3 separate regions of the Mus musculus genome follow, and regions 1 and 2 are each linked to region 3. A link is a contact called in ENCODE Hi-C or POLR2A ChIA-PET data. All regions are on one chromosome and are shown on one strand. The core of a region is the stretch at or near the end of the contact, and the rest is flanking DNA. Distances in the headings are between cores, read along the strand shown. Region 1 holds the start of Ubap2 (ubiquitin-associated protein 2). Region 2 holds the start of Ubap1 (ubiquitin-associated protein 1). Region 3 holds the start of Dcaf12 (DDB1 and CUL4 associated factor 12).

The links. A loop is a pair of places that touch in the nucleus more often than their neighbours do. ChIA-PET counts read pairs that join two places held with the same protein, here RNA polymerase II (POLR2A).
Region 1: a map of left cerebral cortex shows a loop between it and region 3 (5-fold over the local background). The contact joins the promoter of Ubap2 here to the promoter of Dcaf12 in region 3. A Hi-C loop is called at or near these places in 4 of 37 maps with a recorded cell type or tissue (heart and left cerebral cortex). POLR2A ChIA-PET finds 5 or more read pairs at or near these places in 4 of 5 experiments (Patski and embryonic stem cell).
Region 2: a map of heart shows a loop between it and region 3 (5-fold over the local background). The contact joins the promoter of Ubap1 here to the promoter of Dcaf12 in region 3. A Hi-C loop is called at or near these places in 15 of 37 maps with a recorded cell type or tissue (T-helper 17 cell, adrenal gland, gastrocnemius and 5 more). POLR2A ChIA-PET finds 5 or more read pairs at or near these places in 4 of 5 experiments (Patski and embryonic stem cell).

Annotation. Positions count from the first base shown.
Region 1 is chr4:41,273,479-41,277,421 of GRCm38, reverse strand. Ubap2 (ubiquitin-associated protein 2) reads left to right here and starts at 2,287. Exons shown (of 29, transcript NM_026872.1): 1 at 2,287-2,382.
Region 2 is chr4:41,347,497-41,351,220 of GRCm38, reverse strand. It overlaps Ubap1 (ubiquitin-associated protein 1), which reads right to left and starts at 2,225. Exons shown (of 7, transcript NM_023305.3): 1 at 1,990-2,225.
Region 3 is chr4:41,313,314-41,317,177 of GRCm38, reverse strand. It overlaps Dcaf12 (DDB1 and CUL4 associated factor 12), which reads left to right and starts at 2,277. Exons shown (of 9, transcript NM_026893.3): 1 at 2,277-2,690; 2 at 3,713-3,864. The coding sequence starts at 2,613. It overlaps Gm46891 (predicted gene, 46891), which reads right to left and starts at 2,836. Exons shown (of 2, transcript NR_168697.1): 1 at 276-2,836.

The DNA.
Region 1 (3,943 bases), core at 1,038-3,537, 40 kb after region 3:
CTGAGCATTCTGTAATTCAGGCAGAAAAACAAAGGTTTCCCTTGAACTGGGCCGGACTGTTTAAATTTTCAATTGTCTAGCCAAGTAGGTTAAAGAGATCAAGTCTATTAGTAACTAGCAAATTAGTAATTAGCACTGAACCCCCATCAGTATAAGAAAATTCCCTTTCCATCTTGCTTAAACCAGCTGCACCTTACCTTATGGGTACAAATAGGGTTTGAACATAATTTTGTTTGTTGAGGGCTTATTGTTTACCAAGCAGACATTTTATATAATCTCTTTCTCTTTCCTGGGACAGGTTTCTCTGTGTAGCCCTGGCTGTCCTGGAGCTTGCTCTGTAAACTAGGCAGCCTGCATCTGCTTCCTGGGAACAAAGGCTTACACCACCACTAATTAACCTCTTAATTCCAACGTTGTGGATGTATCTAACCTAATAAGCTACACATAGACAATAGCCACATAATCACATTTTATTATGTGTGTTCTTTTGTTTTTGTTTTTTGGGTTTTTTTTTGTTTTTTTGGTTTTTCAAGACAGGGTTTCTCTGTATAGCCCTGGCTGTCCTGGAACTCACTTTGTAGACCAGGCTGGCCTCAAACTCAGAAATCTGCCTGCCTCTGCCTCCCGAGTGCTGGTTTATTATGTTTAAATGTATAATTTTTAACAAGATATAGCTCAGCTGTTTAGAGCAATTGTCTTTCCAGAGGATGTTGGTTTGATTTCCAGCACCTAGAATATGGATCATAACTATCTCTAACTCCAATTTCAGGGGACCCAATCCCATGTTCTGACCAGGCATGTATGTGCTACATATATACATACAGGTAAAACATCTATATATATATGAATGGTATATATGTATATATTTGAAATACATATTAATCAGGCATGGTGGGTGACTCTTGTCTATAATCCTTGAAATACCACCATTTGGGAGACCAAGGCAGGATGACTGCTGAGAGTTAGCGGTCACCATGTACTGCACAATAAGGCTAGGTTAGTCTGGGCTGGAGTTAAAGTGTTTTAAACATCTAAAAAAAAATTATTTATTTAATGTATGTGAGTACACTGTGCTGTCTTCAGACACCCCAGAAGAGGTCATTGGATCCCATTACAGATGGTTGTGAGCCACCGTGTGGTTGCGGGGAATTGAACTCAGGACCTCTGGAAGAGAAGTCAGTGCTCTTAACCACTGAGCCATCTCTCCAGCGCAACATCTATCTATTTATTTATTTTTTAAAGATATGCTAGTGATTAATCTTTATTTGAGTCGGCCTGTGGTGTCACGTGCCTTTACTCCCAGCACTCTGTGAGTTTGAGGCCAGTATGGTCTACAAAGCAAGTTCCAAAACAGGGAAGCCCTGTCTCAAAAAATCAAAAAACAACAAAACTCCATTACTTTTGCTTAATCTCCTGAGGTTAACATCTTTACTAAGAGGTGGATCAGGTAACTTCTCAACAAGGAAAACCTGATTTAGGTTTCTTATGCCAGAAAATAACTTTTCCTTTCCTATTTGCAAAACCGGTCCGATACTAGTAGCCTTTTGGGCTAGAACACCTCTAACATCCCGTTGGCGTTCAAGGAATGGTAGTTGTTTCCTGCAGAAGAGAGTTGGGAATGCAGAAAGCAGTCCACATTTGACTACATTGAAGTCTCGTGGCCTTCAGCCGAGGACGTTCTGGGTGTCTGGCTCAGCAGCTGGCGGTTGGCGTTTTCCCGCGCAGAGGGCAGGGCGGAGCGCCAGCCTCGCAACGTGGGAGCTAGACCCACTCTCCGCCAGAACTACACCTCCCAGCAGGAACCACGCTGGTTCGCTTGGCAGGTGGCACCCATTGGTACTAACTCGGAAGCTAGCCATAAGATGCTCGAATAAGTCAGAATCAGGAGTTGTACTTAGGAGCACGCTGAGAAAAGGCGGTCGTAGAGAGTGCCTTTGCCGCGCAGCACTCTGGGAGTTGTAGTTCGCCCTCAAAACGTCTAGAAGCCAGGCTTGCTTTGAGTGGCTGCACCATGTCACGTGACGAAAGAGCCGCACGCATCGAGCATCTTGCAGTGTTTCTGAGGTCATCATAGCGCGACCGCACGCTTTAATAGTGGGTTCTCTATAGGCGGCGGATAGTACGACCCTGAAATTCTGACCACAAGCAATGTCACCATCTCCGCCGCCTCCACATAGTTCCTCTCGCTCAGCTCCCAGAGCTGTGTTAGCCAGCCGGGTAACCCCGTTCAATCTTCAAGTACTGGCTCCACCCTCTCCCGTGACGTAGGGATCACGTGACGGGCAGGGCCGCCTCTGCCGCCGCCGCCGCTTTGTAAGAGGCACATTGGCAGGTAACGAGCGGCGGCGGCGGCGGGTCCCGAGTCCAACGAGAGCAGCAGCGGTAATTGTCACCCGGTCCCCTTCATCCTGCCTCCCAGGGCCCTGAACCTTGCAGTGTATGCTTTCTGGACCTGGGCTAAGGTCTTCTGAACTCCCAGCCCCCTTTGGGATGCCCCAGCGTCTACTCGGGTGGATCGGGCCGAGCTTCCCTCGCTGGCTTCATGTTTCCGTAGTGTGTCCAGGCCTGAGCACTCTCTTTCCTCTCCCGCTCAGGTTGCCCTGTGCTTCCTGCTCCACCCCCCACCCCCCATCCTAGTTGGCCGGCCCCACCCAGCCCCAGGGGGCGCCTTCCCCTCCCCCCCCTTTGGGTTTTTATCCTGGAGGGTGTGGTTTTCTCTCCCACCTCGGTCCCTGCACGTTGGCAGGAGCTCCTCCGCCACGCTGTCGCCCCATCCGGACCACCTTTCAGCTTTCTAGTCTGGCGCCTGTCCTGGGACTGGTCTTAGTGCCCAACTTCTGCGCTCTAGTCTCTCCCCACTTAATCTGAAGGCATAGTTCAATTTTACTACTTTTCATTACTGTGGTCTTTGGTGTTAGTTGAAACTCTGTGAGTTTCCTCTTCATGCCCTATTGAAGTCTGGTGGTGTCATAGTTTATTTATTCTTTAAGGTGAGGTAAGAGTGCTTGTGAACTGTAAAGCGTTGTTAGAAATTCAAACAAATTCTTTAGCCTGGTGCGTTCCAGCTCAGTTTTCCTAGTCAGCTCTCCCACCTTCCCCCCTGCATTTTCAGGTTTAGTTACCCAGGCATAGTCAGCTCTCCCACCTTCCCCCCTGCATTTTCAGGTTTAGTTACCCAGGCATGTCAACTGTCACCACTTAGGATTCGTGTTTTCTCTTTGGGTTGGTCTTGGAAGTCTTCCTGCAGTTTTTTGCTTTAACATAATCTCGTAGTTTACTACCACTAATACGCCTTTCTACTTTATTTCCAAGGTGCATAGTCTGCCTACTCTTTACTTTTCTCCAGCAATTGTGTACAGTAACAATTGGAGCTTTTAGGTGATTCTATGAGGTACCCAGAGATCATTTATTTGAAGAGCATGCCTTTTTTTGGGAGGGCGTTTTTGAGAGAGGGTTGCACTACCTAGCCAAGGCTGGCTTTTAACTTGAGAGCCTCTTGTCTCAGTCTCTCTAGCTCGCTCGCTCGCTCGATAGTTTTTACAGGGTTTCTTCATGTTACAACCTTGGCTGTCCCCCACTTGCTTTGTAGACCAGGCTGGCCTTGCACCCATAGAGATCCACCTGCATCAGCCTCCCAAGCACTGGGATTAAAGGCATGAGTCACCATGCACCTCTTGCTTCAGTCTTTCTATGCTGGGATTTCAGTTTGCATGGATTACAGTCAAACACTACTGTGCCTGGTTACAATGATCTCTCTCTCTCTCTCTCTTTCAGTGAATAGTGTTTATATTTATATCTTCTATTGTAAAGTTTTTAAGCTTTTTTTTTTCTTTTTTTTTCTCCTATTAATGGGCATGCTAATACGCCCTCTGAATTGTTTATTTTTGTTGTTGTTTAGTTTTTTTTTTTTTTAACCTCCCTTAAGTTTTTCAAGAAAGGATCT
Region 2 (3,724 bases), core at 976-3,475, 34 kb before region 3:
TGGCTCAGCAGGTAAAGGGAGGGGAGGGGAGGGGAGGGGAGGTGCTGGAGAGATAGCTCAAAGTTTGAGAGTACTATCTCCTCTTCCAAGGACCCAAGTTCAAGTCCTAGCACCCACACATCAGCTTACAACTATGTTAGGTTCCGGGACACCCTCTTCTATGCACAGACATGCAGGCAAGACACTCGTACACATGTAAGTAAATTAACTAAAAAAATAAAACTAAAGGAAAAAAGGAAGCAAAAACACATAAAACATCATGATAAAGTAGAGTTTTAAATACAAAGAAAAGTTTAAAGTAAAATTTGAGGAAGTTTTATATTCAGATACTTTAACTTTTATAAATTAATACTTTTTCCACAATGAGCAGGTTAGTTATCTCCTAGGCAGCGGCAAGGACATTTACTAGAAAAACACTAATTCTCCTGCTCCCATAATTAAGTCTCAGTAACTGAAAGACACAGTAGGCTTTCAATAAGTTACAGAATAGAATGAACTAGAGACAAAAACTTACAAAATTTCACTTAAAATGTTAGGTAATTCTTTTCTTACTTTTGTGTTCTTTGCATTAATACAGAAACGTTCAGTTTAACTAAGCATGGATATTAACTAGAAAGAGCAATTTTTATAAGCCAGTGGGTAGTACATTCCTTTTGTCCCAGCACTTGGGAGGCAGAGGCAGGCAGGTAGTTCTCTGAGAGTTCAAAGCCAGCGTAGTCTACAAAACAAACTCCAGGATTGCCAGAGCTACACAGAGAAACCTGTCTCCAAATTTACAAAAAAAAAAAAGGGGGGGGCTGAGCTTACTGACCAAAAAAAGAAAAAGAAACGCTTTTAGATTTATTTCATATATCTGAGTGTTTTGCCTGCATGATGTATGTATATATACCACATCCCTGCCTATTAGCAGAGGAGCATCAAAAGGTGGCACTGGAGTTATGGATGACTGTGAGATATCATGTGGGAACTGAGAGTTGAACTTGGTTGGGTCCTCTGCAAGAATGAGTGCTCTGAATTGTTTAACCTTCTCTCCTCGCCCCTAGAAGACCTATTTATCAATGAAAACGAAATGCCTTGTTATACCATCAAATTAAAAAAAAAAAATTCAGGTAACACACACCATGTTTATTCAAATTCCCAAATACTAACAATTACAACTGAGAAGACAAAACACTTTATCCATGAAAATGTGAACAGAATTTGAGTTTACAACACTCTATGATGTCTGTCTAAAAAGTATCAAAATCTCACTCCAGTTCAATACAAAATTGTTTTAAATAATTATATTTCTAAGTCTCAACTCAAAAAACACGAGGCAACAACACAAAGGTGAGGGATCGCTGGTCAAGAGAAATGCTTAGCCTCAAAAGAAAGACACGGGGTTGTTTCTGAGACCCAGGGGTATAGTCCAGGTAATCGCCCAGAAAATTAAAAAAGGAAGAAAAATCTAGAGAAGACCACAGTGATGAGACAGTTAGAGAAGACCACACAATGCCAAAGATATCCCCCAAAGCAGTCACCCCCTGGTCTGATTTCTCTCCCTCATCTCTCGCTCAGATAACTAAATCCTCACATCCCAAGCTCACCCTCAACTCCCCAGCGCGCTACCTTCTTTACTAAATCGGGGTTCCTCTCCTGGACCGGCTCTAGCTCCCACTGAGAGAAATCTTTCCCTCAAGCTCGAGATTTCCACTGAGCCTGTCTTCTGAGCGAATTAGTCCCCTTAATCCGAACTCATTTGCCCGCATCCCGTCCGCCCTCCGCCCCTTCAACTCCGGTCCCGTCACTCTGACCCTTCGCCCAGAATCCGCCCCGAGTCGTCGGTCGTCGTCCGGCTCTTCCTCCCTCCCGCTCCTTTACTCCAGATCCTTTCATCCCTCCAGGCTCCTGGGCGCCCGGTCCCCATCTTCCCTCCTCCCGGTCGCCCCGTACCGGCCCCTTCCCCCAACTCCGCCCCTCTCCCCCTCCCCCAGAGACAGGCCCCCTCACCTGAATGCCGCTGCTGTCCCGAAAGCTGAAAGGTGCTGGCGCCGCCCGGCCTCCCGGGCTCAGTCTCCGCTGGGCTCCCGCTGCCCCTAGGGAGAGCAAACACCACCTCTTCCAACTCTACCCGCCCCGAGCCAGACCGTCACCGTAGCCACCACCAGTACCACAGCCGCCATGTTGAAGGCCTACTTCCCTCCTCCTTCCCCTCGACGCTCCGCCCCTTTAGGCGTCTGACATCATGGCGCCGCACCCCACCCGCCCCGACCAATGGGAGGAGCCGACAGTGACGTAACTAAATCCCTCTTCCAGAGCTGAAGGGTTCCTGCAACCGGGAGCTTCCTTACTGAAGGATCCCTGCGGACCCTAAGGGGAAGAAGAAAGGAGGGGTCACTGAGAGGGTAAGACTCGGGATAAGAGGCGCGGCCAAGGCGAGGACACGCCCAAAGCCTTAGCCGCGAATCCTCTTTGGAAATTAGAAACCCTCTCAGACTCGTAGACCAGTCTCATACTCTTTGGTCTCACTTTCTCCATTTATTTTGAGGTTTTGTTGTTTTTCAGAACAGGTCTCATATATCCTAGACCCAAGTTTATAAATAAATTGGTTAAACAGTAACTATAAATGTCTCTTCAATTTTAATATCCAGTGCATTCAAAGTCGAAACACAATCCAAGCCTTCACTGCTTTCTGTGTATTGGATATAGGCTCATGGAGAATTTATAATTTGATTAAATTAATATTTTTCTCTAAAATTTCATGATCAATGGAAGAAATAAGATCAGAGAGAGTTGACTCTAGTAAAACTCAAAGAGTATTACTGGTATGGAAAGTGCTTAGAGATCAAACCCAGGGCCTCCTAGACAAGCATCCTTAGCTGACATAAAGTGCTTTGGAGAAAACACAATGCACTGCCCTGTCTACTTTTCCAGCCTGTTTTGTCTCCAGATTTTATGTAGCAGACAAGATGGTATTTGAGCTTTGAAAAATGAGGAGGCTCTAACTCTGGGTGCAACATTGTGGGGAGGGGGTCACGGTGAGCAAGGAACAGCAAACTGTCAATTTTTGGTTATCTGTATTTAGTTAACAGATCTGTGGAAAGGCCAGTGAGCAAAGCAGAACTCTGGAGAATGAAAGTGGCCATAATAAGTGGGTGGCTCACACGGGGGGGGGGGGGGGGGGGGAACCTCTACACTAAAGTGAAAGCAGTGAACGTTAGGGAGTAGGAGTGAACTTGGGCAGCTTCAGGAGAGACTTCACTACAACATGCAATACAGAAAGGAAATGGTCAGATTTTCCAGCTCTCTCTCTCTCTCTCTCTCTCTCTCTCTCTCTCTCTCTGTCTGTCTCTCACGTACACGCACACATGCATGCCTGTGGGAGTCTGTGTGATTGTCTGTCTCTCCGTCTGTGTGTGTGTGTGTGTGTGTGTGTGTGTGTGTGTGTGTTTGACTCTCTTGTTTGAAGCAGGGTCTTGTGTAATCTAGACTGGTCCTAAACTTGCAATATTTAATACTGGCTGTCCTGGAACTCACAGAGATCGGCCCATCTCTGCCTCCAGAGTGCTGGGATCAAGAGTTACAGCACTGTATCTGGTTTAAACTAGGCTCTTACCAATCTCTTATTAAGAGAAACTGCAATTTCCTGGAGCACAAGAGAAGAACAAATATCTATAATCCCAGCATTTGAGAGGCTAAGACAGGAGGCTCCAGTTATTCTCAGCTGCATACTGAGACATCAAAA
Region 3 (3,864 bases), core at 1,028-3,527:
GGAGGCAGAGGCAGGCAGATTTCTGAGTTCAAGGCCAGCCAGGGCTTCACAGAGAAACCCTGTCTCAAAAAAAAAAAAAAAAAAAAAAAAAAAGAAAAGAAAAGAAAAGAAAAGGCCTTGAGTCTGAGCCCCCAGCACACACACATATACACACACACAAAGCTGGAAGGTGAACTTTCAGTCCTCCAAGTGGACCTTTACTCCATTTCCACAGAGATGATCTGGCGTGTGGATCTGAGGATAATCCTGGGATGTCAGTGTGCAGGACAACTTACAGAATGAAGCTGCACCAGTGTCCTGTGTGTCCTGACATGGACTGAGGATGCCAGGAGTCCAGCCCCACTCAGCCTGAGCCTGGAGATCCTCAAAGGGTTCCAAACTCTTGTCCAGTGAACGACTGGGTCATCTAGAGCATTGTGAGGCAAGACAGAACCAGAACAGACTCAGAAAGGGAGGGCTGCCACAGTCCTGCCCGCTCACAATGTGTTAATCTCCGAAGACACAAGCCTAATCAGGAAAGATGGGGCTGCCTCTCCCAAGGTAGTATTAGGGGTTAGTTGCAGTGCTGATCTGGGGTGGTGGCACATCATTTCAACCTGGAAAACAAATCAAATCTTCTTGTAGGCAGAACGGCAGATGGGCCAACACAGTTCCCTGGAGGTATGAGGCCTGAAGCTGAAGGGACCAGCAGGTAACTGGGCACCACAGCCTGAGGCCAGTCAGTCTCAAGCAAGAACATCCTGCTTCCTCCAAGGGTTTCTTTGCCTGAGGAAAGTGGAAGCTGGCACTCACATTCCTTCAGGATCTTCGGAAAATGGAGGCAAGGGTGATCCCGCTTTGTTTGGTGACTGGTGCCAGTCCAAACCGGACATGCCAAAAATGACCACTCTCTTTTCTGTGGTTCAAGATTTCACTCCTTAATGGAGATCAAGGCTGGGCTCCGAGAGAAAGGCAGGCAATGGCATGAATTACAGCGATGGGTCTATTTGCTGAAGCACAAGGACAGTGTGACTTTGACCTTGCAGACCTAAAAAGGGTGGCATTTTATGAAAGAAAGTGACTTATTAGATGTGGTTGCACACACCTTTAACTCAGCTCTGGGGAGGCAGAGGCATGTGGAGCTCTATAACTTTTGAGGCCAGATTGATTTATATAACATGCTGCGTTCCAGACCAGCCAAGACTATACACTGAAACCCTGTCTCAAAAAAAAAAGGAAAGAAAGAAAAGGAATAAATAAAAGAAGGGGAAAAGTGACTTGAGGTTTAGACAGGAGTCAAAATAGACAGGGAGCTGGAGAGTAAAGAAGTGGAGAATGGAATCTGGGGACTCCGTATGTGTGGGGAGACCTGTGCCAACAGGCATGTGAGGCAGCCTGCGTTAGCTCTGGTACTTTGATGTGGCAAAAATCTGACCATACTGCTGCCTTCCTACCCTGAATCCATCTTGAAGGAGTGTGATGTGGGGTTCTCTGCCTTCCTTAAAGTGTCTAATCTTTTGTGCCCATTGACAGTTTGTGAGAATGTTGGGGGAAAGTGCTAAATGTGAGGCTACTAGTTACAGGATTAAGAAACGTCTTCTGAGGTATAAGGAAGGGTCAGAACCTGGGCCCTAGCAGCCTTAACTCATTCTCAACAGGCCAACTAAAAGACAAAGTGTAAGGGGAAACTTGAAGAAAGGTGTTAACTCGGTCTCATTGGAAAGAACAACGACGGGACATTCTCTTATCCTAGTCCATCTTAGGGGCTGACGTGTGGTTTGTTTAGGCTTAAAGGCAACAGCTATGCTTAAGTAAGCAGTCGTCGGCAAGGTGTGGTCGCATCCATCATCTGTTCGCCCAGTTTCTCTGGGAAGGTAGTCTGACAAGTTTTCCCAACTGTGATCTATCTTTCCTGGAGTCAAGTTCCTCTATTGGCTGGCATCTGTGCCCTTGTCCTTTCCTTCTCCCAGGAAAACTGCAATTTCTTAGAGTCCAGTGTTTTAATAGTCTGATTGCAATCTGGCAATCAGGGTGTCTAGAATATCTTTAATCCTACCATGATGGTTACAGGTTCAAGATTGGTCCCGCAGCCAGGCAGCTCATGCTTACTTCCGCATGCCAGAGGATGAGCTGGCTGAGGTCGGAAATGTCCCGACAGAAGGCTGGATTCCTTTGGCCACAGCTTAACCGCCATTGGCAAGAGGCAAGCGGAAGTTCTCCGAGGACATCAATTCTCCTTGCTGCGCTTAAGTCCCGCCCTGCTGGTCTGGGCGGTGTCTCCGTGGCGACGTGCTGCTATGTGCGGCTGCGCAGGAGTGACGGGGCGCGGGCGAGTGGGAGGGGGGTGTTTTGGTTCTCGCCGCTCGCCGTCCTTTCCAGACACGGCGGTAGGAAAGCTGCTTGTTCCTGCTTTTCCTTCCCCTTCCCTTCCCCTTCCCCTTTCCCAACCCGGATTTTCCCTTCTTCCATTTACGCGCCTCATTTTGATCGACTGCTGCCCGGGATCCGAGCCATTTTCCGGGCCGGGCGCTCGAAAGCGCGCGGCCCCAGGGCCCGGTTCATGACCCGTCGCCCTGCCGCCCCTTGCCTTCTCCGCCTCATGTGGCTGCGGGGCCACGGCGGCGCTGCCCACTATGGCCCGGAAAGCAGTTAGCAGGAAGCGGAAAGCGTCTGCCTCGCCAGGAGCCGGGAGCGACGCTCAGGGCCCGCAGGTGAGGGCTCACAGGTCTGGGTCATCACCTAGCAGGGGCTTAGGGCGTTCCAGCTGGGTTCAGGAACCTGGGGCCAGGGCGGGACGAGAACCGGAGCCGGGACTGTAGAGCAGTGACCGGTCCTTCTGCAGTGTACTGGCGAGCAGGCGGGCCGGAAGGGTGAGGAGCCAAAAGAAAACTACAAAATGACGCCTTCCGCTGGAAGTCAGCAGCTAGGGATAGAGAGCTTCAGGACCTCCTCGTTCCTGGAGGGAGGAGAAAATGAAGACAAGGGGAATCGGAAGTAAGACCGACCTTCCGAAGTTACTGGGAAGGAGATTGAAGTGGACCTTCCAGTGGCACTAGGAATAAGGGCCGATGGTCTCTTATCAAGGAAACCATCTCCTAAACTGGGTGCAGGCCCCTTTGGCTCTTTAGACATCTAGAAGAAACACCAGGTGTCATCTCTATATTGCCCCCTTTGGAGAGGAAGGCCTCTTGGACTTGGGATTCCGACGCAGGTTACCCCGTTGGTATTTGATTTTTCGAATTCTAAAACTGCCCGCAGCGCAAGTCGCGCGGAGTCAGATGAGCGGCCATTGACTGTACATCCCTGGAAGATCCGAGACCCCAGTCTGGCTCTTTGAGCTATACTCTTTATGCTCTACGGGGTGCACAGGCGGAGAGGGAGAAGGGGGCTGGGTAGAAGTGCAGCCCAGGTGGGTTCTGTAATATGGACTTCATTTCGTAACTATCAAGGACACCTGGGTATATGTTATTTCTGAGCCCTCCACTTTCCTCAAAGGTTTAGTTAACTTTTTTTTGCCCTGTTTATCCATTTTCTAAGTAGTCTTCATTATGAGAGCCTTATTTCAGTGCTAGCCGAGTTAAACTGTACTTTCTGGATTACAAATCTTCTGTTAAATGTTTGATTGTGTAAATCCCGAAGGACGAATTCGTGTTGGTTCTTTTATAAAACGGTCAGACTTCTTGTCTGAAGGAAAAGTGGCCAAACCCCTGATTTCTGATGTTGGCTTTCACAGTTTGGCTGGGATCATTCGCTGCACAAAAGGAAAAGACTCCCCCCAGTGAAGAGATCCCTAGTGTACTACCTGAAGAACCGCGAAGTCAGGCTCCAGAATGAGACCAGCTACTCTCGCCTGTTACATGGTTATGCAGCACAACAGCTTCCCAG